Regions from separate parts of the Mus musculus genome. Here region 2 is linked to region 1. The links are chromatin loops, found by intact Hi-C in ENCODE. Cell type or tissue: gastrocnemius. All regions are shown on one strand. Links, peaks and the distances in the headings refer to the core of each region. The heading gives the core; the rest is flanking DNA.

Region 1 (16,311 bases), core at 5,367-10,366:
CCCCAAAGATATTCCCTTTTCTTGTCTGGTGTACACTAACCAGGGCATTTCACAATCAGCTGTTGTCAGAGGCAGAGGGCTAGAGCCCCTGGCCAGCTCCTGTCTACATCCCTGTGAAAATGGCTGAGTGTGACAGGCCCTGAAGAGCCCAGATCCAAGCTGCAGTTCTCAGACTGAGGTCATGGGTGGGGGAGGCAGAGCAGGCAGAGGATTACAGACCACGTGGGAGGTTTAGATCTCTGTCACACTAGTTGGCAGTTTCCGTCCTCTTACAACAAGCTTCCTTTTTGGTTCTCTGCCTGACCCAGGGCTGTGGCGAGTGTGCCTCCAACTGCAACCTATGACAGCACCAGACGGGGTGTGAGCAGTGTTGGTTCATGGTTAAGACAGCCAGCACAGACAGAGCCACCTCTCAGCTTCACACGCACACGCTCTCTCTAACTGAGGACTCTCATAGCTGCTGATAGACCACACAAAGACTTACAGAACACACTAAGGCATGGATCCAGGTCTCAGTAAGAACTCAAGGCCGTGACTTGACTGGGCACGGTAGCTGAAGAGTACAGGAATCCTCGCAGACTCTTCTTGCTACCCTGCCTCCCCAGCAGGTCTGCAAGTCTGTGCCTGAGAACCGCAGCTTTGAGACACTCACATACCCTTCCCACCCAAAGCCGCCTTTCTCCTCCCCACCCCCACTGATCTCAGTGTCTGAAATTAGAGACTAGTGCTTTGGGGTTAACACAGGACCTAACATAAGACCACAGGCCCTACACAGACACAGGCACACTGTGGTCCATGAGAGGGCAGAGGGATCCAACCTTGGCCTTCTGAGGGGCAGGGTGAGAAGAGACAGGTCTGACCTTCTACTGGCTGCAGATAAAGAGGAGATTCAGAAGTCAAGCTGGCAGCACCCTTCCCATAAGGCCTTGTTCCCTGCGTGCTCACCTTCCCCCAGGCCTTCCTCCGTCACCACTTTCCAGAGCTCCACTTCTGCATCTGAGAAATGAGCATATATCTCTGAGGGCTGTGGTTAGGATCAACTGCAACTAGCTAGGCAAAGTCCTTTCAAGGGAGCTAGACACAGACATAGACATAGCGAGCAGAGCAGCAGTAACCTAGGCCTGCCTAATCGACTGCCTTTTCCCTGATGGGGAAGCCTGCACTGCTGAGCTCAAGTACTCAACATGCTGTTTCCCCCCACCCCCAGGCCTCCGGTTGCTTTCTCCCCGAGTGTTCATGTGGTCTTCCCTCTGTGTGCATCTGTACCCTAAGCTCCTCTTCTTACCCAGGTAGCAGACTCATAGATTAAGTCCACCTGAGGGAGCTCACTGAGCCTCCTTCAAGATAGGCCGTGTACCGCCATACTTAAACACTGGGAGCAGGGCATTCAACACATGAGGGCTCTTTGGGTTGTTTTGTTTTGTATTGTTTTTTAAATTTGTGTGTGTGTGTGTGTGTGTGTGTGTGTGTGTGTGTGTGTGTGCCTGTGCACCATATGCATACAGGTAGACACGATGCATCAGAGCCCCTACTGTAACCAGAGTTACAGTTGGTTAATGTGGATGTTGAAAACCGAACCTGGATCTTCTGTAGGATTAGTAGGTATTCCTGACTGCTCTGTTATCTCTCCAGTTCTTGATTGAGATTTTGTTTTGTTTTTTAATTCTTTCTGTTTATCCTTTGACAATTTCATGTAAGTATATAATGTATTTTGATCCCCCTCCCTTCACTCTCCTTCAACTCCTATACCCTTTGAACCACTCCTCCACAAGGAGACCTCTTCCTACTTCCAGGTCTGCTTGTCCCGCCTCTCTTGCCTCCACAATCACACTCAGGTCTAGACATGTGTTACCATCCACCTGAATTATCCGTAAAAGCCCCTACCTGGTCTCCCTCCTGGGTGCTCAGCTCTGCTGCCTCGAAACAGCAGTGTTTCCCTATTGTTGTGATTGATGGTGGCATTAGTCACACATCGTGAACATCCAACCATGGGACAGCTCTAGCCATTTGGGAACGTGGTGAATATTGTCCTGCTGCAGGACCTTTGCACTGACCCCATCTTCTGCCCAAAAGCCCTGGGGTGACTCACCCTTCAGACCTTGCCTGGCACTGATCAGAGGCTTTCTTAGCCTCCCTGTGCTAATAAAAATGGCTCCCAGTCCTGCCTCTCCCTGCCTGCTTTCCTTGCTCCATAACTACGTGTGTCACCACCAGGCGCAAGAGGGATCCATGATGTGTGAAAAGGACCGGGTCTGTTTTATCCTGTGCTATGCACATGAACAATTGAATTGAAGGGACAGAGGAGCTAGGAAAACCCAGGGGGCTGATGGAGTGGGCAGTGGGCTTAACCAACTTACTGAACCCTCTGCAAGAGGTGACATGGCTTGTCCCTCAGACTTGCCTTCTCAAACCACCCTGAAGAGGAGGGAGATACACTAAGCAGAAACTCCCAACTGGAGCAGAGGCTAAGAAGGAGATGAGTGGTGTTGTGAGGCAGCGTGCATGGAGAAGCTTCGCTTGTGGAGAAGTCGGTGGTCTCAGTGAGAGCACCTACTCCTGGGGCAGAGAAGGTAGCTCCTTGGAATGTGTTCCCATAACGTGAAGATGTTTCTGGGCTCAGTCCCCAACACCATAACCTCACTTAAAACAGGTTAGTGGTACATGCCTGTGATTCCAGCACCTGGGAGGAGGTAGCAGAAAGATTAGAAATTCAAGGCCAAGCCTTTAATCCAACGCTCTGGAGGCAGATGCATGGGGATCTCTGTGAGTTCGAGGTTAGTCTGCGGCGTGAGTTCCAAGCAAGGCAGGGCTACACAGAGAAACGCTGTCTCAAAAATAAAAATGAAAGAAAGAAAAAAGAAGAGGGGCTGGTGAGATGGCTCAGCAGGTAAGAGCACCGACTGCTCTTCTGAAGGTCCTGAGTTCAAATCCCAGCAACCACACGGTGGCTCACAACCATCCGTAATGAGATCTGACTCCTCTTCTGGAGTTTCTGAAGACAGCTACAGTGTACTTACATATAATTAATAAATAAATAAAGCTTTTAAAAAGAAGAAGAAGAAGAAGAAGAAGAAGAAGAAGAAGAAGAAGAAGAAGAAGAAGAAGAAGAAGAAGAAGAAGAAGAAGAAGAAGAGAAGAGATGAGAAAAGGAGAGGAAAGAAAAGAAAAAGAGGATAGAAGTCTAAGGTCGACCTTGGCTGTGAGGCCATGTGTGTTGTTATTGTTGATATTTTAAAGCTGCTCTGCTGCCCCAGTCTGCTTCCTTAGCCTCTTCAGGCTAAGAGAATAAGTGCCATTTATTTGCCCTTAACGCTCTCAAGCCCTTGCATTCTGAGGCTGGCCTTGGCTTCCTTTCTTCCCACAACTTTGGGCTCTCGTCATCCTTACAACAGAGTCTAGGATGCATGTATACCTGGAACTCCTGGGAAGGCCTCGATTTGACAGTTTCCACAGCTTCGTTAACATCTAAGATACTGTATGTGGTTCCCCGTGTCCTTCTCAGTTTAGAAATTGCTGCCAAATCTGGGCCACATTTCACTCAGTCCTCTGCTGGGGACTCTGGTCACCTCCCCCCAATACTGTGGGATAATGAGCCCTTGCAGTTTGGGGACACTACCTCTTCCAGGTCTTTACTCTCCAGATCACCTCCCTCTTGACCTCTCAAGACTACAGACATGGGGACATCATCCTCTGACCTAAAGGAATTGACTCATATGTTGTGTGACCAAAGAAATCACCATGTCATTCAAATCCATCTTGGTGAACCAATGAAATTATTGGGGTTATTTACAGGGACTTAGGTTACTTGGGAAGCTACATAAACAAAAAGCCCCACCCCAATTTATGTGATAATTCATAAAAGCTGCACTATGGGTGTTCCCCACTCCAGACTACCTTCTGTTCCTAAACCCTCTAGCACTGATTCTCAACGTTCCTGATGCGCCAGCCCCTTAATACAGTTCCTAGCGTTGTGACATCCACCATAAAGTCATTTTTATTGCTACTTCATAACTATAATTTTGCCACTGCTATGAATTGTAACATAAATATCTGATTTGCAGACAGCCTTAGTTAAAGACCTTTGTGAAAAGGTTGTTGGCTCCCAGAGAGGTCACAGTTCGCAGGTTGGGAATCACTGCAAGTCTAGCAACTGTCTAGGTCACATGCACTGAAGTAGAATTACATGCAACTCGGAGGTAGGCTGGGAGCATAAGCAGAATCCATGTGATGATATGAACACACACACACACACACACACACACACACACACACAGAGAGAGAGAGAGAGACACACACACACACACACACCTTCCTTAAGGGAATGCTGATATACCTGATCTTGTGAATGTTCCCTTCCATGAATCAAGACCACAGCACATCTACTGTAAAGAAGACATAGTTCTATAACAGCAGGTGAGAATGCAAGTATATCTGGGGCCCAGGCAGGACAGGTAACCATCTAGCTACCAAATACGAGTGAGCGGTGGGGCTGGTCTAGTTTCCTAGGACTGCTTCACCAGTACCATGTGCTAGGTAATTCAAGACCAGCAGGAACCCACTACAGCTCTGCAGGCGATCTGAGATGGAGATGTGTGTTGGGCCACACGTCTGAGAATGCTGGGAAGGACTCATCCCAGGAGACTCTCTTGGCTTCCAGGATTATTATTATTATTATTATTATCATTATTATCATCATCATTATTATCATTATTATCATCATCATTATTAAATTATTATTATTATCATTATTATTACTATTATTATTGTTATTATTATTTTCAATCTTTGGTACTCCTTGGCCTGTAGAAATGTTGTTCTGGTCTCTGCTTTTACCTCCACATAGCTTTCTCCCTTTTTGTGTGTCTATGTTCTCTACAGGGGTCCATACTATTCCAAGCTGATCTCATCTGAATAATCCTATTTCCCTGGATGGCATGCTCAGGCATAGAAATGAGGCATTTAACATAAGAATTGGGAGAGGAAAGAACTCAACTTTCAGAGAAAGATAAGATCTGGAAAGTAAGAGGGAGACTGGCTCTAGGGGCAGCCCCCAAAGGTCATTGTGGCTCTACAGAACCTCGAGAGAAGTCAGAAAGTCTGACTTTCTGTGAAACTGATTCAACAAGTTAAAAAAAAAAAGAAATTTACTGTGGTCCCCACCCACCCATCCACTGAAATGTGTTTAATATAAGCAGCCAACTTATTACCCATTGAAGACTCTCCCAAAAGAGGCCATTTTTGGCTTGACCTAATTTCCAAAGCCAGGTTGGACAACCACAGGGTTGTGGTGGAAGGAGGGTGAAGTCAGTTGGGAAGGGAAGCCCTAGCCAGCGTTTCAGTGAACTGCTTCTATGTACGTAGGAGACTGGGCACCAGGGCCGGGGAGGGACAAGAGTGCACATAGAGGCAGACTAGTTTCTCACAAGGCTCTGCTTCCCTCATACCTTCTTGGGAGGACTTCCTGGGTCCCACTGACCATGCTCAGCTGCACTTCATTTTCCAGAAACTTCTAGCACTATTGCCAATGAGGGATCCAGTGGCCACCTGTGGCATTTATTAGTATCAGTTATTGTTCTTACCTCTGTGACAAAATGCCTGCTAAAGCAACTTAAAGAAGGAAGGATGGGGACTGGGGACATGGCTCAGCAATTAAGAATACTTGCTACTCTTAAAAGGTCCAGGTTCGGTTCCCAGCAACCACACAGTGGCTAATGCGCTCCTGTGGCCCTTGTTAGTACTGCACACACATGACGCACATACATACACATAGGCAAATCCTCATTCACATAATATAAATAAAAATAATAAAACACTGGGCGGTGGTGGCACACGCCTTTAATCCCAGCACTTGGGAGGCAGAGGCAGGTGGTCTCGTCACATTTGTGGTCAGGAATCTGAGAGCATTGGATCCTGGTGCTCCAATGGCTTTTTCCTTTCCCTCTTTTCAGTGCAAGACCCCAGTGTCCACATTCAAGGCTCCTCATCAAACCTGGCTAGGGATTCCTTACAGGCATGCCTCCTTGGAGGCTCCAGTCAGGTTCACTTATGAGGGTGAACCACCACTATATTGGTGTTAGTTATCTGGGGAGGAGGAGGGAAGGAGCACCTGAAACTGGAGGAGGGTGAAAAGACGTGGGGCCACTCTGAGTATTTATCTTGATCTGTCTCTGCCACTGTCACAGAACACTTGAGCCTGGGTCAATGTGTACTCATGATTGCCAGGCTAGAAATCTCAAGAGAATGTCCCTGGCACTGCCTTCTTCATTTCTGGCAAAGGCTTGGTGCTTCAACTCATGGTAGACAGTGAAAGGGCAAGTGGTCACACACGGACGAGGCTACACACCAAGGACACTGCTGCTTCACACCAAGTAGCTCTTGTGGTAACTGATCTTCTGAGAGAACTCCTTCCAGGGCTGTAATCCTCCTTGATGACCCAATCGTCTCCTGAAGGTTCCACTTTTGGGACCAAGCCTGAGTGTAAGTTTTCCTGGGGACAAACCATATCTAAACCACAGCAACAATTTGGGAGGTGGAACCAGGCCATGACTGTCTGATGTGGGGACAGATATTCCATATCCCCATTACTCATCCTCATGACTGCCAGCAACCCCGGGCAGGGACACCCCTTTCCCACCTACTCACAAGTACACACACGGGTGTTCCTCACCCACTCAAACCAGCTTCTGCATCTCAATGGTATCTGAGAGCTTCTAAGCAACTTGTAAGGCCCAGTGACAGAAAGAGCCTGGCAGATTTGGTGTTGGGCTCAAGCAGAACAGGTTTCAGGCAGAGTTGTGAAAGGTCTAGCCCAAGGAAAGTGGGTGAAGGCAAGCTTTGCGGTTAGCGCTTCCCACTGTCCCTGGAAGCTGAGCTTGCCCCTCATAGCATCTGCCCATCACACCTGAAAAAGAGAAAGAGGAAGTAGAAGACCGAGTGTCAGGAATGAGAGGGGAAGGGCAGAGGCTCTTCTTCCCTCTTGCGAGACACTGCAGGGCTGCCCCCCACCCCCTCCCCTCAGATGGAATCCCACATCCCTGCTGGGAGCTGCCTGCCCCCGCCAGCCAGTCCCGGGTAGCCTGCTCTGCCTGGGCAAAGCACACCGTGCCTGCATGAACTTGCTATTTCTGAAACCAGAGGAGGCAAAGGGAGTGTGGGGGAGTCTTCCACCCAGCCTGGGCCAGCTGGTTGGGCTAATTATAAAGTTTTCACAGCCCAAACAAAGCCCATTAAGCTCCTCTATTCTGGAAAATGCGTGCGGATCAGTGGGTACCTTCTTTCATGGCGTCCTCCACCTCGGTCCCCTCAAAGTGCTCCCTCTCTGTCTAATCTGTCTCCCTTTCACCTTCCTCTCTCCTCTAGCTGCCACCTCACAAAGATCCCTGGTTTGGAAGTCACAGTGAAGTCCTGTGTCCCTAGCCCTGGCACAGTGCTAGAACCAAAATAAGCCCCAGTGAGTCGCATGGAATGAATGAATGAGCACTTTAATACGCAGTGCGCCATGAAAATACTCCTGGAGGGTAAGGCTAAAGTTAGCAAGTACTGTAAGGTCAAAAGAGTCCAGGCTTTAAATCACCCAAGAAGTCTATCAATAGACTGACAGACTCTGAGTAAGTCTGGCCCCACCCCCACCCTTCTGAGGGGCCCCTGTCCGAGCTCTCTCTCTCTCTCTCTCTCTCTCTCTCTCTCTCTCTCTCTCTCTCTCTCTCTCTCTCTCTCTCCCTCTGTGTGTGTGTGCCTCAGATTCAGTACTACAAGTGTTTGCTCAGGCAGTCTTGAAGTTCATGCTTTATGTTCCCTAAAGAATCCACACCTAGAACTCTTCTTTTTAAACACTAATTTTTATTTTATCTTCCTTTTATTGAAAATAGATTCTTCTCTTAGATAATACATCCAGATGATGAGCACACCTCCCCCTACTTCTCAAAGTTCCTCCCTATCTCCCCCCCTTTCTGTTTCTCATTAGAAAAGAGCAGGCTTCTGAGAGATAATATTAACATATAATAAGATGAAGAAAGAACTACCCTATCCAAATTGGACAGAACCAACAGAAGAAAAAGAGCCGCCCAGGAGAAGGCCCAAGAATCAGAGATCTAGCCAGGCGTGGTGCTGAGATAGTGGTACTGTTATACAGAGAACCCTGTCATGATAAACCAGCAAGCAAGAGAGAGAGAGAGAGAGAGAGAGAGAGAAAGAGGGGAGGGGAGAGGAGAGGAGAGGAGAGGAGAGGAGAGGAGAGGAGAGGAGAGAAGAGAAGAGAAGAGAAGAGAAGAGAAGAGAAGAGAAGAGAAGAGAAGAGAAGAGAAGAGAAGAGAAGAGAAGAGAAGAGAAGAGAAGAAGAGAAGAAGAAGAGAATCAGAAACCCACTTGTTTCTACACCCCTAAGGTCTCTGTGAGTTCATATGAGCTTTGCTCTTGTTGGTGCAGAGGCCTTGCTTTCCTGGTGTCCTCCATCCCTCCTGGCTCTTACACTCTTTCTGTATCCTCTTCCATGGGGTTCCCTGACCACTGAGGGGAGGGAGTTGACAGAGATATCCCATTTCCAGCTGAGCATTCCAAGGCCTCTCACTCTCTAAATAAGGCCTGGCTCTGAGTCTCTGTGTTTGTTTCCATCTTCTGCAAAAGGAAGAAGCTTCTCTGATGATGGCTGAGCAAGGCACAGATTTATGAATATATATATATGATATGTACTTATAAATATATATGCATATTCATATATATTTATATTTTCATATATTTGAATATCATTAGGAGTCAATTTGTCACTACATTTTTGCTGTTCTTGTAGTTTTAGACCAGTGGCATTTGGTTTTTATTTTATCTTAGGTCCCTGGGATATCTAGCCTCTGGTCTTGGTCACTCCAAGTTTCAGGTATGGCTTCATCTCCTGGAGAGGACCTTAAGACAACTCAGACACTGGTTGGTCACTCCCACAAGCTTTGTGCCACCATTGCCCTAGCACATTTTGTAGACAGAACACTATTGTAGATCAAAGGGTTTGTAGCTGGCTTGGTGTTTACAATTCTCTTTTAGTGGCACGCAGAGTACCTTCCTATACCAAAGATGCTAGAAGGTCGGGGTGAAGGCTCTAAGTATGTGGGAAGCCACATGTGCCGTTGCAGAGTGGCGCTGACAACTGCTGGCCACCACGCATAAGTTTGGACAAACAACCAATGTGTACATATGCAGTAAAGTTTTTTGCAAAGACACTGCCTGGCCCGGGCATGATAATGAGGCTTTGAGAGTATAACCAATAAGACGTGAGACATGCAAATGAGGTATGATAATGAGGCTCTGTGAGGTACAGAGAGTAGCCAATCAGATGAGAAACATGCAAATGAGGCTTAGTGCATAACCAATCCGGGTGTGAGACATGCCTCTCCTAAGCCTATATAAGCAGCACCAGTTCTGGGCTCGGGGTCTCTTCGCCTCTGCAATCAAGCTCTCCCAATAAATGTGTGCAGACAGATCCTGTTGCAGCGTCATTCTTGCTGGTCGAGTCCAGCGCACTCAAGATATGTAGGCACCAGCTTGACTTCTCCATGTTCAAGAGTTGTATGGGTGCTGTCATCAGCAATGGAGCCTCGCTGTCAGTTTGTGGAAAGCAACCTGTACTCTTGATAACAACCTGGGTTGTTTTGGGCTTCCCATGAGACCCCTTTGACCAACAACTCAATTCGTAACTAAAGGTACTGGAAGCTTTGTTTGTTGACAAGAGATGGCCAGTTGGAAAGCTGTCTCCCCAATTGTTTGCTGATTTCACTTAGAAAGCTTTGTGTATATATTTTAGGAAGTTTCTGCTGTATTAGGCTTCCATGCTACCCCTCAAATGGCCCTGAATTTTAGCTGTCTCTCCATATCTTCTAGTTCCAGCCCTCCCCCATTCATCCACCCATAACTATCTATTCTGTATTCTTTTTATAACAAGAGGTATCTGTCCCCTCTAGTCCTTTACACTATACTTATGACCCTCCGTGGTTCTACAAATTATAGCTTAGATATCATTGACTTAGCAGCTAATATCCACATGTAATCAAATATCTACCATATTTGTCTTTCTGAGTCTGGGCTACCTTACTCAGGATTTTTTTTTTTTTTTACATATAGTTCCATCCATTTACCTGTAAATTTCATGATGTCTTTTTTTTTAAAGCTAAGTAGTGTTCCAGTGTGTAAAAGTACATTTTTAAAATCCATTCTTTGTTGAGTGACATCTAAGTTCTTTCCAATTATTATCAACAGAGAAGCAATGAACACAAGCAAGCAAGCGTCTTTGTGGTAGGATGAAGCATCTTTTGGGTATTTGCCCAAGAGCGGTATAGCTGGATCTTGAGGTAGAGCAATGCTCAGCTTCCTGGGGAAACGCCATGCTGATTTCCATAGTGGCTGTACCAGTTTGCACTCCCACCAGCAATGCATGAGCTGTCGCTTGTTCTGCTGATCTTAGCCATTCTGACACACATCAGCAGATCTTTAGAGACTTGACATTGACATCCTCCTTCAGGGACTGCCCCTCTGTTTCCATGTTGGCTGGGGCAGGGTAAAGCAGGGCCTCAGATAATCTAAAAATTAAAACCAGAGGCAGAGAGGGGATCCCCCAAGGTGGAAAATAGAAAATGGGGCTTTTATTAGGTGGCTGGAATGCTTCAGTGTTGGAAGAGCAAAAGAGTATGAAGAGCTATAAAACTGTACATGAAAAGATCTCTTTGGTCCATGCAAAAGAGGGAATGGGAGTACCCAGGCTAAAGCCCTGAAGGACCAACCAGAGCCAAGCGAGGTAGCACAAGCTTATGGGCTAGCAACTTGGGAAGTAGAGGCAGGAAGATCAGAAGCTTAAGGTTGTTTTCAGATACGTAGCAACTTGGAGCCAGCCTGGAGATCCCATCTTTAAAATAATAAACAAAACACCAGCATTAGTGATGGGGTACTCTTTGCTTTTCCTTTCCGGTTTAATCAATTTCCCTGCCTTCTTATTTGCAGAAGAAAAGAAAAAATGAAAACTAGGGTGTATCAAATGCTCCCTATTTTTGCTCAGTACCCTGTCCATCAGTGTTGGCTGTCTTCTCTCTCTAGCTGTATTTAAGGATTTCAAGAGTGAGCTGTAGACACTGGGACACGTCAGCGCCAAATATTCCGGCTGCCTCTCCTAAGAATCGTGCACTTCTACATAACCACAAAGCCACAGAGTCGGTGGTGGATATTTGAATTAAAAAAACAAAAAAACAAAACTTTCTAAGTAGTATTTCTTCTAAATAAAGACACTTTGCATGACTAAAAAAATAAAGGAGGGTCAGGGATTGGAGCTAAACCACACTAACCCAAACCCAGATCTTCTCTGAAAAACTTCTAAACTGGGTTCTCCTCGGAAGAAAACAAATGACTCTTCAGCTCTGCCTAGCATCTCCCAAGGAAGCTTCTAGAACAATTCATATTAAACAGCAAGCCCCCCAGGCACATACTTAGGCGTCCCACAATGGTGTTATGAGAGTTTTTCCATATGTGGGGGATCCTCACAAAGTAGGTGCTTACTAAATCCACATAAAAACTTAGCCTTTGTGGCAGCAGAAAAGTCCCAAAAATCTATGTCATCTGTGTCTGCTCGAGGCTAGCTCATCTTGAACAAACTCAAACTCAGCCTCAAAAAGATGGTGTTACTTAAGACAGGTCTTCTAGCCCCATCAAGGCCCTAACTCTAGCTGATCTGTGAAGGCTTCCCTGGCCTATCCTCCCAGTTTGCCTTCTGATACACATTTCTAGTTTATTTGTGCCTAGTGTATTAGTTCTTTTCTTGTTAAAATAACTAAGATATCAGAGGCTCAGTGTTGTATAAACAGAAGTTTGTGTAGCTTTAGAGTCCCAGAGCTTGCCTCTGAAAAGGATCATCTGGCTGTCCCATAACGCTGTAGGTGCCACCAGGGTGGGCCACCAGGGTGGGCAGAGAGCAGTCAGTGGCAAGGCAGGAAACAACCGGGCTTGAGGGGCTGGGCTTGCGCCTTACTGCAGTTCCATCCATGCAGGAGTGACCTAAACACCCACTACTGGCTTCCACCACTCCAGCATCACTACCAAGCACAGGCAAAACCACAAGACTAACCTATATCCAAACCACAGCAGCAATATCAGATCTCAGCTCCTGCTTGTCCACTGCTTTCCTCTGTGGGCTCCCCAACCGCAGCCTAAGCCCCGCCTCTTTTCATCCTGCCACGGAGCTTACAGAGTGTTGGTTGGTTCTAGACCGGGGCAATGACTGCAGCTTCTGCTGCTGTTGTTTCTCTCTCCTTCTCCTCCTTCCTCTTCTTTCTCCTCTTTCTGCTTGGTTTGGTTTGGTTTTTCCAGACAAGGTTTCTCTGTGTAGTCCTGGAACTCACTCTGTAGACCAGGCTGGCCTCGAACTCACAGAGATCTGCCTGCCTCTGCCTCCTGAGTACTGGGATTAAGAGCACCACCAGAGCCCACCCTGGCTTCAGTCTTCTGAAAGTCAGAATTACTCCAGAAGCCACTCTTGGAGTGGCAGGCACTGAGCTAAACACCTTTCAGACATAAACTAAACATAATCTTCATAAAAGATCATAATGCATATATGTATGGTCCCTAATTTACAGATAGAAGTGCTGGGACTTCTCAGAGATGAGCCAAAGTCACACAAGTTATGGTCAGTAGCTCCCAGTCGTATCTGCTTTCAGAGTAGTAGAGATGGACTGCAGGGCAAAGGGAGCCTGTGAGGGTTACTAAGCAAGTTAGTGGAGGTCAGGGAGAATATGGCACAAGGAGCCAGCCGTGATGGCCATGAACTCTACACTCCCCACCCCCGCCTCCACCCCCACCCCCACCCCCCAGACAGTGCCACCACTGAGCAGAAGACTCAATTTTCTCTTCCAGCCTTCTCCTTGGATGCCCTGTAAGCACTCAAGGACCTAGACAGGTAAAAAGAAATGTAATGTATTTATCCTTCTTCTTCCCCCACTATGCAGATGTCCAGACGGCAGAGTCTGGGGAATGCCACAGCCCCGCCATTAGCATCCCGTTGGTCTTTCTGCTGACTGAGACCAACTGTGAGGAAGGCACCTGCTCTTGCCCGCTAGAGATGTGTCCTGATATCCTGGCATTGTCTCCAGGGGAATAGGTTTGTTTTTTTTTCCCCCTACAACAGATGACCAGAGAAAGATAGATACCTCACATTCTTCCATAATACATAAGACAGCTGTGTGAGTTCCAGAGGGAGGCCAGAAATGGTGTGCTTGGGGTTGCTGGTTTCTTTAGAAAGGAGAGGAAATGAAGGGCTGACTTTAATAAGTTCCTTAATTGAGTTTGAAGAGCTCATGATGCAGAAAATATAGGAAGAAGAAACCAAGAAAGCTTGGTTCTTCTCAAATGATCAGAGGAAACTTTTTGTTTCTTTTAGGAAATCAAAATGCTGTGCTTGTGTGTGCAGGATGGATGAGTGGGAAAATGTACTTGCTCTGACCTAAGATCTCACATAGCCCATGCTGACCCTTACCTTGCTATGGAGCCAAGGATAATCTTGAACTGATCTTCTGTCTCCACTCTATCCATGCTAGGGTTGCATGCAAGGACCTGGTGTGACTTGGTGCGCACAATGCTGGGGCCCTGAATTCTAAGCCCTAGTATTGGATTTCCACCAGAGACTGGGGCCTGTCATCATGGTCCCGGCAGTTGACTGAGGAGTAAGGTCTCTTCAGGGGCCTTATAGGTCATATGAATGCTAGGTATGCAGTCTTTCAACCAAACAACATCCACAGCCCCATGGGTTTGAAAAATATTAATGAAACCTAGAAGCTCTGCCTTGAACCTCTGTTCCATTTTCTTGGGGATATTTTTAGGATGTATTGAAAAAGTTGAATTTAAGAAATGAAAATTAGGGCTAGTGAGATGGCTCATTGGTTAAGAGCACTGACTGCTCTTCCAGATGTCATGAGTTCAAATCCCAGCAACCACATGGTGGCTCACAACCATCTGTAATGAGAAACAAATAATAAAGAACTATGGGCTGGAGCGAATGGGGTTGGAGCGAGCAGGGCTGGAGCAAGAGGGAGAAAGAGAAGGGTAGAAAATACAAAGGAATGAAAATTAGCAGGACATAATGGTACATACCTTCAATCCCAGTATTTGGGAAGCAGAAGCAAGTGAGTCTCTATGAGATCTAGGCCAACCTGGTCAACATAGTGAGTTCAAGGACAACCAAAACTACTTAGTGAGACCCTGTCTCGAAAACAAATAAACAAAAGAAACAAACAAGCCAATAACTGGGCTTCTGTACAGGAAAAAGTTTTGAAGACAAAAGAGTTTATTTCATGCATAGTTCCACAGGACAGAGGCCTTGGAGGGATGCTGCTTACTGGCTTGCTCAGCCTGCTTTTTTTTGTTTGTTTTTTGGTTTTTCGAGACAGGGTTTCTCTGTGTAGCCCTGGCTGTCCTGGAACTCACTCAGTAGACCAGGCTGGCCTCAAACTCAGAAATCTGCCTGTCTCTGCCTCCCAAGTGCTAGGATTAAAGGCATGCACCACCATGCCCGGCTCTCAGCCTGCTTTCTTATTGAACCTCAAGACTATCAGTGTCCAGGAAAGGCACCACCCACAATGAGCTGGCCCTTCCCTGTCAATCACTAGTTAAGAAAATGCCTTATAACTGGATCTTAAGAGGCATCTTCTCAACTGAAGTTCCCTTCCCTCAGATAATTCTAGCTTAATTTGTGTCAAGTTGACATAAAGCTAGCCAGCACAGGCCTCTAAGGGGAACTTACTTCCCTGCCACTGCAGGGACCTTGAGGACTGGCCCCCACAGGCTTGGGTGGAATTCAGGGTTTAGTTTGTGGGCAGACACAGTTCTCTGGGAATGGCCTTCAGAGACCACAGCAGCTGAGCAAGGGGGGGCTGTAACTGAGCACTCACACCTCAACAGGCCAAGGGTGGGGTGCCTGGGCGGGTCGTGCTAAAAGCAGAACAGCCAGGCAGCCTCCCAGCAGAGAACAAGTGGGCCTTCTTCCTCTCAGAACCCCTTCCTAGCAGCAGCTCCCAGCAACAGGGGCCAGAGCGAGGAAAAACAAGAGTCTAACTCAAGTCCCCATCCACTCACTGACCTGCCAAGCCTTTGGACCATATCCCATGTCCTCTGGAGTGCTTCTCACCAGATCCTCGTTCTGACAGTCCCTATGCTGACCCCTCTCCTAAGCCTCTCTTCTGTTACAGAGCAAGTCATGGAATGCCAGCTAGGCTCTGTGGTCCGGTGTGATTGACTGCAAATTGATTTAGCTCTCCAGAGACTAGCACCATAAGCCACCATCTTCTTCCTAGCCCTTCACTAAGACCCCCTTGTACCCTCCCATGTTCAAGTACCTGTCAGTTCCTGCTTCATCCACATCGCCAAGCCTTTCTGTGCTAAGGGTTCTCTAGCATTGGGGGGGTCCGGGAAGGTGATCCTATATTCTAAGCACTCAGCTACACTGCCTTCTCTCCTCTGCATCTCCTGACCAATGCTTAGTTCCTCAACTTGGGCCACCCTAGCATCAAAAAACTATCTCTGAATCTCTAGTAAGAACTAAACCCCAGTATCCTGCCCTGATGTTGCTCTTGGTTGCTCTTGGTGTTTCATTCATTCATTCATTCATTCATTCATTCATCTAGTCAATCAACATGTACTGGTTGTCTGGTATGTACCTGTGCTGGGTACCAAGAGTACAGCAATGAACATGAGACAAAACATACATACCTCTGTCCCAGGGAGTTTCCATGTGGGAAGGAGAGTGACAGTAATGGAGGGCCAGCCTCAAGTTCACTGGCCATAAAGGAGATGGCAAAATGGATGGGGAATGCACAGCTACAGAAGACAAAGCATTCTGAGTGTTTCTCTTTGGGCCTCCTGACCAAGCCAGGCTCCTCATTGTACGTCCCCGGAAGCCCAGGGATTCCTTACAAGTCATTCAGAAGTAAGGGTTTAACAGGTCAAATCAAGGCTTCAATAGATTTCCCAGGCTGCCCAACAGATACCCACCAGCTCAGGTCTTTTTGCTTTTTTTTGGGGGGGGGGGGGCTGTTGTTTGTTTTTTAAATAGAGTTTCTCTGTGTAGCCACAGCCTTTGCTGTCCTGGAACTCATTCTGCAGTCCGGGTTGGCCTTGCACTCAAATATCTATCTGCATCTGCCTCCCTGAGTGTTGGGGTTAAAGGCATGCACCACCACTGCCCTGCCAACTCAGGCCTTCTTAAAGCTAGGTTGGAGGGACAAGCCAATGGCATGTATTCAGCCTTGAACCCCTAAAGAAGACTCCTGGAAACAAAGAAGCAATGGAAACAGAGCC
Region 2 (16,311 bases), core at 5,933-10,932, 68 kb after region 1:
CTTTCCTCTCAACCCATAGCATCTCCATCTACTTAATCACTACAGTCTAAAGCCTGGCTTGGATCTCACCTGGGCCTCACTCAGTTTTCTCAGAAGAATCCGATGTCTTTTGCTTCCTAAAAGGCTGTGAATAAAGCCCATGAGTTCCACTTTTTTTTTTTTTTTTTTTTTTTTTTTTTAGATAGGGTTTCTCTGTGTAGCCCTGGCTGTCCTGAAACTCACTTTGTAGACCAGGCTGGCCTCAAACTCAGAAATCTGCCTGCCCCTGCCTCTCAAGTGCCGGGATTAAAGGTGTGCGCCACCACCACCCGGCCGAGTTCCACTTCTTGACGACAATCCTTGTAATCTACCTCATGTGTATTAGCAGTTGTCCCAGCATTCATGAAGTCAGATAATCAAATAGACTGTAATGCCTTGTCTTGTTTTTCCATGGATTGGTATTCCCCACATCCATTTCCACTAAAGCCCTATTCATCTTTCAAAATTCTTGCCTATATATATTTCCTTTTGTTAGAAAGTATCTCAGGGTCTTCCTACTCATGCCCACTAAAACACACCTTCACCGTTTGGGCACCTGCCTTAAAATGTCAGAACTGCCACCATCTTGAGTTTGCTCTCTTGTATTTTGTTCCCCTTGCTAGACTGAGAGCTGGGAGCACATATGTTAATAGCCTGAATATGAGTGAGTTGTGGCATTGGGTTTTTCATCTTCTCTTTAGTTAAGAGATTATTTTCTTTATAAGGATGAAAGATAGGTTACTTAGCTACTTTGTTTTTTTAAGCAACAAGACTTTAAAGTTTATTTTTGTTTTTAGCTATAATATAATCATGGTTTGATATGAGATTCTTCCTCTCAAATATTATGCCACAGTATATTGTGGATGCCTTCAGGTGAATTTGTAGAACATGGGACTGGTTTTTGTGACTGGTTCTTTCTATTCTGAATGGTTCCAAAGTGGATTAGCATTAGCACTTGCTACATCCACATTTGCCTGTAACTCCAGCTCCAGGGCTTTGATGCCCTCTTCTGGACTCCATGGGTACCTACACTCAACCATGCACACACCCACATACATGCACACATAAGTAAAAATAACACAAATTCTAAATAGTCCCAGAAATGATGGTTCTGAACCATCATTTCTGTTCTGCTTTCCTCTGTTGCTTTGCCAGTGTCTTTCGGTATATGGCTGACTGATCCAGGCTCCTTTTCTTTTCTCATTTTATCTTATATTTTCAATGCCCTTTGAACCAGGAAACTAAACTGATGTAACATTTGTTTCTGTATCTGTCTGTCTAAGACAACTGGATAAGATAAATCCTAGTGTGTACACAAAATGTAATACTGTCCCAATTTATGAAAGTGGTTCATAAGATGTAAAAAATAGGGAAGCCTAGTTGCAGACAATGGAAACAGGTTTTCTCAGGAGCTCAGAGGAGATAGCAGAACCACAACACCACCTGCAGTTCACAGGATCTGGCATCAGATGGAAGTAACTATAGCTATCACGGAGCAGAACTGACACCCATGGCTGGCACATGAGCTGGTCCCCTGATCTAAGAAGGCACTGTGAAGGAGAACAGACCCCATAGAGGAGTGATTCATACCATAGGAATTGCCTCAGTGGCTGCTCCTTCATCCTGAATTGTTTATCATTGAAAGTCTGTGTGTCTCTTAAGATGATGATTCGTTTTTTGCCTGTGCCTAAAGATAACAGTCTATTCCTTAAATTCATTCTGTTCATCAAACTCTGTGTGTGTGTCTGTGTTAGTTATGCTAGGGATTGAGTTGGGGCTTTGCAAATGCTAGGCAAGTAACTACCACTGAGATACACTGCAGCAGTCTCATCAGACTTACTCCATTTTCAGCACTAGGAATACCAGACAAGGTCTCTTCTTCAAGATAGGGCCTGTGTAACTCTGACTTGAAATGTATTCTGTAGACCAGGCTGGCCTCAAACTTAAGTCACCCCCTGCCTCTCCCTCCCGAGTGCTGGGATGAAAAGTGTACATCACCACCTGGCAGTTTTTAAGTTTTTGTTCACAGGACCCCTTTATACTCTCATAACATTAAGACAAAAACAAAAAAACAAAACTTCATGTATGTGGAGTATTTATATTATCCCATTAGAAATTAAAATCAAGAAAGTTTTAAATAATCATTCAAAAGAAATACACATACTCTGGTTTAACAATAACATATTTTTATGGAAAATAACCATATCCCAAATGAAAAATTCAGAGAGAAGAGTAGCAGTTTTTACTGTGCTGACAGAAGGCATTGGATCCGCACTCCTGGGCTGCTATACGTCATGCTGGTAAAGAGAGGGCTAGGGCTGGAGAGATGCCTTAGCATTTGCTGCTCCATCCCCAGGACCCACGGCATCTCAGAACTGTCTGTGATTCCAGTTCCCGGAGCCTGACACCCTCTCCGTATCTCTGTTGTGTACTTCTGCATATATATGGTGCATATAAATTCATGCACATATATATTTTTTAAAGAAAGAAAGCTATTTTAATAGCATTTGAGATAATTTTGAAAATTTGTGGGAAGCCGTTGCAGAGTGGCAGTTGCAGAGTGGCAGTTGGCTACTGCTGGCCACCACACATGCATAGGCAGTGAAGGTTCTTTTGCCAAGACAAGTTAACCAATCAGATGTGAGACACGCCTTTCCTAGGCCTATGTAAGCAGCACCACTTCTGGGCTCAGGGTCTTTTCGCCTCTACAATCAAGCTCTCCCAAAAAATGTGTGCAGAAGGATCCTGTTGCAGCGTCGTTCTTCCTGGCCAGTCGATTGCGCACAAGAAAAATTGATACCATATAAAAATTTGATAATTGGCAGTTATGCGGTTTTTATTTTAACAGCCATATCTGTAAGGAACCAAACACACTTCCCATCTTTTATACCAAATTGTGTACTAAAAAAACAAAATTTCATAACATTAATGACTTTCTTACTGCTTTCTCATAGGTATTCCTTTCTTCTCTTTCTTTACCTTCTCTCTTAGCCTAGACTGAGAATTGTGATTCTCCACCTTCAAACTCCCTGAGTACTGAGATTATAGGAAGGTGCCATTGTGCACAGTTCTCCCGAGCATCCTTAGGTGAAACCTGTAGGTTCTTTTAAACCAAGTATGTGGTCAGACAGGGTTATATAACTGCTACGGTAGTGTGTTGGCACTGCCTTAGGTTGTGCTGGAGTGTTAGCCCCTTTAGGATAAATAGCATGCAGTGAGCACAAGGCAAATGATGTCCTGCCAATGATGTAAAACCTCAGTCTGGAGGAACCCAAGAGCCCACACTTTACAATGTACTGTGATAGTTCATAAGAATTATGACAGGGAAGGGACTGGCTTGAGAGGTGGAGAATATTCTAAGTCCTGTAACGTTACAGAGAAAACGTAAGAAGGTGGCTTGATGGAGGGAATAGAAGAAAGTGCTGGGATCTGTATCATCTGCTTGACTGGAAGAATGGGGGGTTTTGTTTGAGTCCACGAGCTGTTTTGTTCTCTTAGAGTACAGTTGGAATGCCAGGATCATTTTTGGTGGTAGCACTAGGGGGAAGGCGGCTACTGGCATTCAGTTAGTAAAGCCCGGGATTCTAAATATAGAACAGCAACAAAAAAGAATTACCCAGCAAAAATGTCATTAGTGCGGAGGCTGAGTACTCCCACTCCAAGCCAGCATCACACAAGCATGGACTTACTCTGAGTATAAAACACGGGGATTTCTGAAAAATAAATTTCAGTTCAAGGTGATAGGCCGCTCTGAAGAATTAACTAGTCTAACCAGCTTGGTCTAAGTAGTGAGTTTCAGGGCAGTCAGATCTACAGAGACAGACTTTGTCTCAAACAAATAAACAAAATGCAAAAGATGATAGGAAAAGTTAGGACTGCTCCATGAGTGGCACATCCAGCCTCTGTCAGCTGTAGAAGGTGTCTGTCTGTATCAGTGTCATCTGTCTGTCTCATTCACTTTAATAGAAGTACAGACTAGTCAGGATTACTTAAGCCTTTGCGTGTGCCCCTTCCACTTCTGTAGGATCTTCACCCTAGCTCCCTCTGTGGTTCACATGGGATCTTTTTTCAAGTCTTGGCTCAAATGCCACCTTTTCGTTCAGTTTGCTATTTAAGATGAAGCCCTGCTGTTCTGCATTCCGCCTCTTCCTCTCTTTTCTTGTGCAATATATGTAATTGTTTCTTCTCCAGTGGATTATAAGCCTTTCAAAGACATACCTCAGTAATAACTTGTATTTTTTGAAGATGGAATAGAGAGCAGAGTTAATGTGAACTGCTGCTACCTTGCTGTCATGCATCACCTATGACTGCTGAGTGTGAAAAATGTCCACATTGAGTGTCCATCTAACAGGAAGGAGCTGTAACCAAGTGACAGCTTAGAATGACTGAAGATGACCAAGAGCCATATTTATTTCTCTTTCAACCCTGTCACCCAGAGCTCTGTAACTCACTGCCCAGTTATACGTCTGTCCTGATGGCTGCACAGTTGCTGTGACATAACATCATAACCATGTCAGCTTATAAAGGAAAGCGTTCAGGCTTGTGGTTCTAGAGGGTTCAAGTCCTCAGTGATAGAGTGAAAGCTTGGCAGTGGGTGGCTGATGCAGAGAAGTCTCAAAATGGCATGAGTGTTTTAAACCTTAAGGACCACCCCCAGTGACACACATCCTCCAACCAGGTCACACATTCCAATGCTTCCCAAACAGTTCCACTAAGTAAAGACCAAGTATTCAGATATATCAGCCTTTGGGGGTCATTCTCATTCATACAGTGACAGTGACCATTTCTCCCCCTGTAGTTAAGGATAGTCAGAAAACATTTTCATGATTAGATAATCATGTAGAGTGATATGCCTAATAATAATCAGAGAGTTTAATCACAGGATTCCTGAAATCTTCTACAAAATATAGCCCTCAACTCTGAACTTAACATTGTGGTAAATTTATCTGATGGGAATCAAAGCTATAACTAGCAATTTGATTGGCAAGGAGAATAAAAACTTATGGGTGAATGAAATTAGTCACCAAAGAAAAATCAGTTAACACAGAGCTTTAGAGTGTTTAATACAGACCATATTTACTGTGCCAGAGCAACTGGGGCTGCTAAGAGCATGAGATGGTGTAGCCACTTTAGAAGACAGGCAAGTTCCTAAAGAACTGAATTAAATCAGCTTTGATAGAATCATGACACTTCTAAGTATATACCCAAGAAACCATGAAATATATATCCATAAAAGACTTGTCTAAGTGTTTGTAGAAGTTTCATGTAAAATAGCCCAAGTCAGGAAATAGCCAAATGCGTGAATAATCATTTTGGCCGCATTGTTAATAGAACACTATTAACAATAAAAGGATGAACTATATATAACAGTCAAATCTCAAAATACTTATGTTGCTAAAAGTAGCCAGTGTGCATGATTTATGCTTTATACAAAGCTCTAGGAAAGGTAATCAATCTATAGCTGCAGAATTCAGGCTGGTGGTTGCTTTGGAATAGAAATAGAGGGAGAAGAAATCAAGAGAAATGCAGAAGGGTACATAAGGGAGTTATGGCAATGATGTCTCTTTTCACTGTCTTGATGGGTGTAGACACCCATGAGCAGAGCAAATGTACACAAACTGTACTTAGTATGCTGTTCATCAACAATAACTTGAGAGAGGAAGAAGAGATGCTTGTTTCATGCATCAGCTGAGGCAGATGTGTCTTAGGAACCACATAGATCTGAGGGCATATGTGTGCCCCAAGAATAACTAATGTAATGAAGAACCCAAAGAGAATATTGAGGACAGGTTGCAGTAACAAGGGTATTATTTAAATTCTGTTCCATGTGGGCAAGTCCTTGCTTGAGGTTGTGGAATGATAACTGTGTTGCAAGGAGTAATTAACCTGACATGGCAGTTCAAAACTACTGTAAGTAAAAAAAAGTTAATTGAACCAGGAGTTAGATTTGAGCAGAGTGTCTCTTAAGAATACAGAGTCTCAGTGTAGTTCCTAAGCAAAATATTTGTAAGGAACCGCCTACTATAAAGCAAGGGTTAAACCTGCTTTATAGTAGAGACCTATGGGTGGAAGCCCAGTAGGCAATCTACTTTTGTCTTCATATTAGGTGACATAAAGTCCTCAGACGCTTCCTGCGTCTGGGGCATTGGCATTGGCATGGGCTTGGTGACCACTTGGTTAAGTGCTGCAGAAGGAGCTCTTAACTGTACTGTTGGCACATCTTACACCACCACCTTCTGCAAGGTGCTTCACAGAGAGGCCTCTGTTACCACTCTCAAGTGAGGAAAACTGCTTCCTAAGCAACTCATTATATGGGAATGGAATTCACAGTTAGCTATGCCAAGCCATAATAAAAGTGTACTCCTTCGTTTGCAGCCTCCTAGAGTTTTTACTTGTGTTCCATGGTGCATAGTTATTGTACTGAGGTTGTGTAGTAGGATACATACACATAGGTCAATCCCTTTTTAACTTTGCCACAGCCTTTTATTTATTATTTTTTTATTTTTATTTATTTATTCATTTTACAAAACCCCTTTCTTTATACAAAAAAAAAGAAAAAAGAAAAAAAAGAAAAGGCTTATTATTCTTATTTTAGGTAAGTGGCAGACAGGACTAGGGTGAAACTTACTCTACCACTAACAGCCTAACAGCTGTGCCTTAGTAACAACTATTTTCACATTCACCTGCCATATACAGAGGACAGAGCTACCACCCTCAGCTTATACTCAGTTCTCTTCACCAGCATGGATGCTAGTGTTCTGGGAGAAGTATAGGTAGGTGCCAGCATATATAAGAGGGGGGAAGGGAATATTCTTTTGATAGCATGGCCACTTAACAGTGACTTGTAGTTAGAGAAATGTTTCACACTAGGAATTACTAACAGGTTTTTCTTAGTTCACGTTCTTTTAGTTGAGAATAGTCAGATACTTTCTATAATGAATTGGGGAAGGTGAGCTTGAAAAAGCATTCAACACAGGAGTTAATATATTAATTGAGTCTTTTCATCAAATATTTACCACAACTATATTCTTTTTTTTTTTTAATTTTGTCTTTATGTGAGAGTAAGCACATTGCCATGGTACACACGCCTGAGACTAGAGAACAAGCCTCAGACGTCCTTGTGCACTGTGGGGCCCAGGGCTGCTGCTCAGGGTCTCAGGCCTGCACATAAGCTTCCCTGCCTGAGAGCATCTTTAGATTCCATTCTACAATTTTGTCTTGTCTTCATATCTTTCTGTATAAAAGCTTTGATTCTTCTTCCATTTTTAGACAGTCTTACTCTGTGGGTTTAGCTAGCTGTTTTGGAACTTGCTCCTTAGAAAAGGCTGGTCTTGAACATAGACCTGCCTCTGCCTCCTGAGGGCTGGGACTAAAGGGACTCACCCCCACACTCTCCTCTGTTTCACTCTAAATATTTGTTTTGAAATTGCTAATTCATAAGAAACCATTTTCCTGCTTTTATCCAGTGGACAGTGGCCTTATTCTGTCTTTCCTCTGTCTGCTTGATGCAGGTGGAGCACTAGCTCTGTGCGATTGACCACAGGGCAGCCTGAGCCACAGCAACACAGATGAGTGTTACAAAGATGTCAGGTTTAAGGCAGAGAGGCTTTCTGGTTTGGGAGGTCCTGAAATAGACCAGTTGCACCAGTGTTTTAGTTTCTTGAGTTACTTCTCCCCATCATGGACCCACGCACCCTCAGGTATATTACCCAGGCTGGCCTGAACTCCTGTACCTTTTGCCTTTGCCTCAGACTCCTAATTTATATTTAAGGGGAAAATCTCATAGCTAGGGTGCTACTAGGGGAGGTTGTGCTGGACACAATCATAAAGGCTAAAGAACATCCCTGAGTCCTCCTCTGGGTAGGAAAGAGGTTTTATTCTAATACTGTTGCCAGTGATACACACATTAGATATGAAAATTGAGATGCTAAGGCTGTCTACATTGATCTAATAACGTAAATATTTTAAAAAATAATCCCTAAAAGCTAATTAAAGTTCTCATTTGGTTGTATGTGGATGCTAGGGAACTCTCTCGTACTTCAGGAGTCACTTGCCTTCCCTCCAAGGGACTTAAGAGACTTGAGCTCTGCTCTTCTACCCCAGCACCTGAATTCCAGGGAACTAACATGCCCAGACTCTGTTCATCACAGGCACTTCTAAGCCCCGGTACATGCAGCTACTTCATAGGTCACTTCTCAGAAGTCCTAAGGAAACAACTAAGACCTTAACCACAGTCTTTTTCTCTTGTCACAGAGTAAGAAATGTGGAACATGGGACTTCATTTTCCAGTCAAATGAGTAGCTTGTCACAAGGGATACTCTTGACTAAGTATTTATAAACAGTTGGCTGCTGTTAATAAAGCAGTCTGCCTATGAAACCCAATATGAGGCTCCCTGGCCACGCAGGAACAGCATCTGTGTCTCAGAACACCATGTCCAGATGATGAGCACTCAAAGAGTGTTCTGCCAACTAACAAAATCATGAGGTCACTGTATGTGTAAATTGCTGTCAGACCCTGGAGTGTAGGAAACGAGAGGCACATGAGAAGGGCCAGCCTGCAAGGCGGGCAGCTGAAGAAGGCCTCGCTGCTGCAGCTGGAGCCCACCTGGAAGGGGAGGGGCGGAGTGTGAACACTCAGGCTTCACCTGGAGCAGAGATGAGGCTCTTCAGGGGTGCAAGATAAAGTATTCTTCACTAATGACACATACATATCTGTCCACCTTACATTTCGTAGTTGAGCTCCATTTGTTTGGACTCCATAGAAAAAAACTGCACCGAGAAACTTCTGGTGGAACACGCCTTTAAACCCAGCACTCGGGAGGCAGAGGCAGGCGGATTTCTGAGTTCGAGGCCAGCCTGGTCTACAAAGTGAGTTCCAGGACAGCCAGGGCTATACAGAGAAACCCTGTCTCCAAAAAAAAAAAAAAAAAAAAAGAAGAAGAAGAAGAAGAAAGAAAAAAAAGGAAACTTCTGTTGGTGTGCCAGTGGCTTCTTGCCACTTCTGTAACTCTGGCCGATTGGCAGAGTGATGTCAGCTTATACAGACTCAAGGTAGTTTTACTAAGACAGACTCACATACTGAGGCAAGACCCATGGAGGACACATGACATTTGGAGGAAGTATGAATAGGACTCAACAGACTGTGAGAGGGGCTTGTTTATAGAACTAACTTTACAACATGTCTTGGTCTCTCTGCTTCGCTAATCTTCACTTTATTTGAGAGAGACACGACAGAGAACTTCTGGAGTCCCTGACAGTCCTGTTCGGCTGAGACCTGGCTTTTTCTGCTAGGTTATGCCACTGCTGCTGCTATCCTGACACTACTGAACTAGACTGCTGGTATTTGCAAGTGGATTGAGCTGCTACTGCTGCTGCTGCTGCCCTGTGAACTAAACTGCTGATTTCCTGAGAATGCAAGAACCATTTCTAAACAGCTCCATCTCCCCTGTATCCTAATAACCTTTCTTTCCCACTACCTCTGGTGAGTGGTGGGCTAGAAGAGAGGTTAAAAACATTTTAAAACCATCATTAGTAGTAAGTCTTTAAACAAATTAAAACTTACATGCAGTGTGTGTGTGCGTGCAAGAGAGAGACCTTCCTCACTAGTTTGCTTGCTTCGTTGAAAATTGTTCAGGATAATAGGGATCAGAAATCACACAAGTAGTTGAAATAGTTAAAAGACTCTGCCTTTGATCCCAAGTGCATAAATAAATAATCAAACAATAAATAGATAAATAAATAAGCCATAAATTGATAGAACATTCATACAAGTCTGAAATAGAGTGAATGAAAAGTAAAGAAGCAAACAGTACTCAGTTTAGTGGAATGTTCTTTTAGAGCAGTCGTTCTCAACCTTCCTGGTGTTGTGACCCTTTAATGCAGTCCTCATGGATTGGTGACTCTCCAACCATAAAATTATTTTCATTGCTTCTTCATAACTAATTTTGTAATATAAATATCTGATATTGAGGATATCTGATATATGACCCCTTTGAAAGGTTTTCTGCATCCGCAATGGGATCACAACCACCAATTAAGAACCACTGTTTTAATCTATGTAGTTACAGGAATTAGGCTGTAAGTTGAGCAAAAGGCACACTTAACCTTTTAACTTACTAGTTTCCCATACAGAGTGATACAGTGTGGGTGAGCTGTGACTCAAGATTTCTAACACAGGCAGCACGGGACAAACTTCTTTTCAGCTAGTCAAGCACTAGGCACAGAACTGGTTCTCCTTGGTGTTAGCTTTGGGAGATGTCTGCACTATGACCATATGCACACCAGGATCCAAGTTTAGAGTACTTGGCCCTTAAGTAAAATGGCAGCCTTATTGAATTAGTCAGCCAGTTCACTTGTTTGCTCACACTGTACCTTGGCAAGCAGGCACTGCTGGAGTGTTGCTTCCCTCCCACTGGATTGCAGTTCCTTTCTCTTCACACACACTCCCACTCCTGATGTAGGTGATTTTTTTTTTTCTTTGCTCATCATAAAGTCAGGTTGGTTTTTTTCCAGGTGCCAGATACAATATTTGATTCTTAATTCTAGTAGCCACCATCTTTCCTTTATCAATAACTGAAATATTAGCTCAGTTATCTTGTGTTGTCTTTGTGGTAAACCAGCAGTGCTGGGGGGTCTGAATTTGGTGCCTTCTTTCTAGAAGTAAACCAGATGAGTTGCTCCTAGATATTCCTGTACCTCCCCCGAACTGTTTTGCATAATCTAGTCTGCTTTTGGGCTCTTTTAAGCACTTCTTTTGCCTTCTCAGTGGGGTCTTACAGGGTTGCTCTGCCCTGGAGGCCCTGTTTCTACTCTTAAGCTCTCAGTGTAGCGGAAGGGACCAGTAACTGGGAAATTACAAGGAACAGAAGAATCACACTCAACTATGAGAAAGAGTGTGAGGGAAAACTTAGCCATAGGTGAATGTGTGACAGAATTTTACCTAGGAAATTTTTGAAATTTTTTTTGAAAAAGCTATCCAATACTGAAGTAAGCACTGAAGAAAGAAAGGGAGAGTTGGCCATCAGGTGGGTGCAAAGGACACATGAGCATAGGAAACCACATATGTGTGTGTGTGTATATATATGTGTGTGTGTATATATGTAAGGCCTCTGAGGACAGACATGTGTCCATACATCGTGGGTAAGTAGATGTCATCGTGCAGGTCTAGGTTAGACAGTAGGACCAGACTTTGTAGGGGCCATGGTAAGAAAGATTTTGCACCATTCTAAGAGAAATAAGTAATCATTGGAGCATGCTAAACAGAATCTCTTCATCATTTGGGTTTGATTGGAAAAGAATGTACAAGTCCTGTACAAGACAGGATGTAAGGAAGTCAATAGGCTAGGTAGTAATTTTAGCAGAAGTTACAGGACTTGGGTTTTGGCGGCAATGGCACAGGAGACAGCAGATGGCAGGATCTGGGAGAGTAGAGACAACTTAGCCATTTGCTGGCTCAGAAGGAAAAAGAGCCAGTGATGACCCCTGAGTTTCTGAGGGCAACTGTACTGCTACCTGATCTGTGTGTAAGGACAAGGAAGAATAACCAAGCAGTGGGCAACAACGCGAACTCTCTTTTAGATAGATTGGGTTTGAGGTAGGTACCATACTATAGACATCTAAATACATTTTGTGTAGACTGCTGAAAGACAAAGCCTGGGAGAACTGAAGATAGGCATCTGTGAGGTATCTGCCTTTAGGAGTTAATTAAAGCAGTGGGCATGGATGAGATCACTTAAAGAGAAGCTGCAGAAAAACAAGAGGCAGGAAGGAAAACCTCACATCTGGCCTTGTGGGTTTAGTTAAGGAGGACCAACTGAAAAGGAGACCAAGAAGCACCCAGAGAGGTGGGAAAAGGTAAAAATAAGGACAGGGATGGGTGCAGTAAATAACAAGTACAAACACTACAGGTGCCCAGGCATAATAAAGACAGGTAATTTAATGGCATGTAAATCATTGTCAGCTAGCCAAAAGCAATAAAGTATTAGGTGCAGGAGCTGTGTGAGAATGGGAAGGAGACGTGGATTGTGACAAACATGAGTAAATATTCAAGAGACTTAGTTATAGGTAAAGTGTAGCAGAGAAGAATTTGTGATGTCTAGAAAGAGCATATTTGGTTCTGTTAAGGGGAACCTTGGTCATATGTAAAAACTGAAAATGGGCTGAGTTGGGACTTGGCTATATGAGAAGAGGAGATAATAAAATACATGGTTCTCAGGAGGGCAGGAGGGTATCAGAACCCAAAGCAAGTAAGCAGCAAGAGGTAGGTGCATCTAATTCCATTGTCAGTGCCTCCCCACCCTCACTGTGGAAGAGCCTGGCTTTCAGCTCAGAAGTAGAATAGCTGCCATTTTGTCCCTTCCTCTCTTGTGTCTTTTAAAGACAGCTTTATTGAATGTACATATCATGCAGTTCACCATTTAAAGTGTGTGATTCCATGTCTGTTAGTTTCTGCATGGATAGATGTGACCATAACTTGAGTCAGCTCTAGAACACTTCATCACCTCACAATGAAGCCTTGCCCTTTAACTGTCTCTCCTTTCAGCACCTGTTGTTGTTAGATGAAAGCATGAGGTTTGATCTGAATTGAAAGCTGAAAATCATAAAAATTTCAAAATTGATAAATTAAAATTTTCTAAGAGTGTTCAAACTTGAGTTTAACCAGAAAAGCAAAGGAGGGTGAAGAAGATCTGCCATTTAGGATCATGACATAACCACCAGGTAGCACAGTTAGAAACCCTATTAAGTCAGTGTCAGATTTTTTTTTTCTTGTCAGTGAGAATCACTTGGAATAAAGGAACTGAAAAAGCATTGCATATAAATAGATTATAATAGAATCTATCCCGCTTCTATTCTGTCTTGGTCCAGAAAAATTACATTTGGGGCACCTTATTGCATATGAGATTTTGGACTACTGAGAAATCTAAGCCTTATAGCCAATAAAGTGTATATTGGACCAGAAAAGGTGAGCTCTGCTGCACGCAGAGGTCTAAGGGTTTATAGGACTTACAAATCAGAATAGGTTTGATTTTTTTTTTTTTTTTTTTTTTTTTTTTTTTAAAAAGTCAGAGTTGAACTATATAGCCCTAACTGACCTGAAGCTTCCTGTGTAGACTAAGCTATCCTGGAACTCAAAAGAGATCTGTCTCCCTCTGCCAGGATTAAAGGCATACACCATTATACCTGGTCAAATGGTTTAATGAAAAGATTTTACTAAATTAACTTGTTTGATTTTTTTTAATAGTCAGAAAATATGAAATGATGTCATTTTATCAAGATATTAAATAAAAATCTTTACAAATATGATTTGCAAACCCAAGTAGCCATACCCAAGATTATTAGATCAAAACTAGGTGTTGGTAGCTCATGCCTTTAATCCCAGCACTTGAGAGGCAGAGGCAGGCAGATCTCTGAGAGTTCATGACCAGCCTGGTCTACAGAGTTCCAGAACAGCCAGGACTACATAGACATAGTGAAACACTGTCTGGGGGGTGGGGGGTGCGAAGGGGATATATATTAGATCATTACTGAAAGATATGATAGGCTCATTTTTGGTACTTTCCTGGTTAGCAATTTTAGCAGGCCGCAGAAGCATAACTAGATATGTGATGGAAATATAAGAGTAATGTGATTTACTGGATATCCTTTAGAACACAGAAATGTCTGTGCAGCCTAGGTGTTAGGCTGATGGTGAAATACAATTAAATAGGAGTTAAAGCCTTCAGTGTGGTATCATGACTTCAGTTGGCCATAGCACCCATGGAAGACGAAGAAATCCACTCCACTTTAAACTCTTTCTCTTGATTGTCTACACTACTAAGGATGACCTCGGCTGGGTTGGCATGTCCCATATGCAGGATCGTCTGTATCTGGAGCAGGGTTGGGCATTAGCCTACCTTTCTTGGAACAATAATTGAAAATAAAATTGAAAAGAAGTTTTCTGAAGATATATTTTAAAGGAAGACAGGTGTACTACCTCAGGCAGGGAGAGAAGTTACTGCTTGGGCCATCAGACAGTATAGGGAGGCCATAGACCCTCCAATACAGCAGTGCTAGAAGCAGGAGATACTCAAGAAGTTGTGTGACCATTTGGTAAGAAGCTTTGATGGTTGTAAAGGAATTAATGTGGACTGTTAAATTTGTTCTGAATACTGTCATCTGCTGATGTCCAATAGCAGGTCTTCTATATTTTGGTAGGTTAGGTTTTTTGTTTTATTTGCTTGCTTGCTTGCTTGTTTTCATGAGACGGCTTCCCACCATGTAATAATCAAAGCTGACCCTAAGTTCACTGTGTAGCTCAAGCTTGTCTTGCCTTGGGTTCCCAAATGGTGGGTGGGATCACAAACATTTTGCTACCACCTTTGTCTGCATGGAGGTTTTTTAAAATGTTTGGTCTAGGACTTAGGTTAATAACATCTCCATCTTGTACTAGTCTGTCTTGAGGGAGTCTGGTACTGCACGCTACACCTTACGCTATGTTCCATGACCCTCCATGACCCTCCTGAGCTACTGTTGCCATGCGTTTTCTTGTACATGCAGTCATCTTAGAGTATGCTATTTTTGCATCAAAGAGCCAAATTTTCTTTAATATTAAAGGAAAACGTTGCTTTTATTCAATTTTTCTCCTCATTTGTATCTTTTAGTTTTAATGCATCTCAAAAACTCTTCATGTTGTCTTATTCTGGGATTGGGGGCGGGGGGCATTTTCTTTTGAATCAGGGTCTCACTAGATAGCTTTGGCTATCCTGGAATTCACTATGTAGAATTATTTTTATTTTTAAAACATTTTTATTGGATTATAAAATTCTAGGATGATAGCTTAGTAGTTTGGTTTTCTTAGTAGTTTTAGCAGTTCCCTGCTATCTGCTGGCATGTATAGTTTCTGTCAAGAAGTCCCACTGGCATTCTTTGGTTTGCTTTGGCTGTGCTTCTCTCCGTACTGCCCCCCCTCCCCCAACGGCTACTTTTAAGATTCTCTCTCTATCATCAGATTTAAACAGTTCTTTGTTCTGAATCTCTGCATGGACTCCTCCTCTGTGTCTATATCTGCATGTGGGTACATGTGCATATGTGTATACGTGGAGCTGAGGAGGGTATTATTGAAGCCCTCTGAGGCCTTCTGAGAGTTCTAAGATCTGAATTCTAGTCCTTGTGACGGCACAGCAAGCGCTCTTCACCACAGCCATCTTTTTATATAATCCATTCTTATTTCTTTTCCTTTAACTTTTAAAAATGGGTATGTGTGTTTTGCTTGCATGTAGTCTGTTCATCAAATGCATGACTGGTGCCCAGGAGCCTAGAAGAGAGCATCATACCCCTTGTAACTGGGGTGACCAAACTGTTGAGAGCACACAAGTAGGGGCTGGAACTCAATCTGGGTCCCCCAGAAGACTAGCCAGTGCTTTTAAGTACTGAGCCATCTCTCCAGCCATCTTATTTCTATTTCTTACACGAGATTTATTTGCCTTTTACTAGTATTTTTTTTTTTTTTGCTTAGGACTTTTGTTTGTTTTTGAGATAGGGTCCCTCTATGTAATCCTCACTATCCTGGAACAACGTAAAGATAAGGCTGACCTCAAACTCTCAGACATGCCTAACTCCAACTCCCAAGTACTGGAATTGAAGGTGTGCACCTGGCCAATTCACAGTTGTTTTCATTGATCACATTGTCAAATTTTTTGTCTGTTCTTTCCTCTCTTTGGGGACTAACTATAGCTATGTATATTACTAAAGTTACCCTAAAGCTTATAAGCAGGATGTCCCCACCTACGTCATTCCCATGATTCATTTTTGTCTACTTGTTACTCTTCAGCAGCATTTTCTTCAGCAGGGTCTTACCTGCTGTTACATCCACCGTATCCACTTCAAACATCAGAGTTTCTAGTTCTCAGTCTGTTGTCTTTGGTGTCTCTGTTTTTTCCTTGGTTTTTCTTGAATGTGACACATACTGTTGCAGTAACTTTTCACATCTTCTTTAACCTACCAGTGCCATTTCTTTTGCTTGCTTGTGTTTCTAGTTTCCTCTCCCTCATTGCTGCCTTCTGCTGCCCCTTCTCCCTGATGCTTAGTTGTTAGTCTCACACACATCACCACCATCTCCACCCCCAGCAGCAGCAGCACCTCACATGCCTCTTCTGAAGAGCTTCCCCAAGCTTGAGGAGGAACCCAGTCTTGTCATTTGTGTTTCTACTTTACATTAGCTGGGTTTCCATTGTATATTCAGAACATGTCATCCTTTCTGAGGGAGTGCTTGCAACCTTCCCCCTCCCTCTTCCCCCCCCCCTCCTGTAGAGTGTC

What was found. Hi-C counts contacts between places; a loop is a spot of excess contacts. Peaks named below come from ENCODE experiments on the same cell type or tissue, not always from the same donor. Only the 100,000 strongest peaks of a DNase experiment are listed, where the experiment ranks them.
Region 2: it touches region 1 in a loop (6-fold over the local background); 4 of 42 quality-filtered maps call a loop at or near these places.

What each region holds. Positions count from the first base shown.
Region 1 is chr1:85,751,441-85,767,751 of GRCm38, forward strand. It overlaps Mir8096 (microRNA 8096), which reads left to right and starts at 508; the gene lies at 508-634. In gastrocnemius, for the core only: no CTCF peak of the experiment used is centred there; no DNase peak of the experiment used is centred there; H3K4me3 peaks cover 1,141 bases; H3K27ac peaks cover 2,818 bases.
Region 2 is chr1:85,818,869-85,835,179 of GRCm38, forward strand. The region is part of intron 2 of Cab39 (calcium binding protein 39); the gene reads left to right. Among named protein-coding and RNA genes, the nearest start is that of Cab39, 34 kb to the left of the region's middle. In gastrocnemius, for the core only: no CTCF peak of the experiment used is centred there; no DNase peak of the experiment used is centred there; H3K4me3 peaks cover 213 bases; H3K27ac peaks cover 5,000 bases.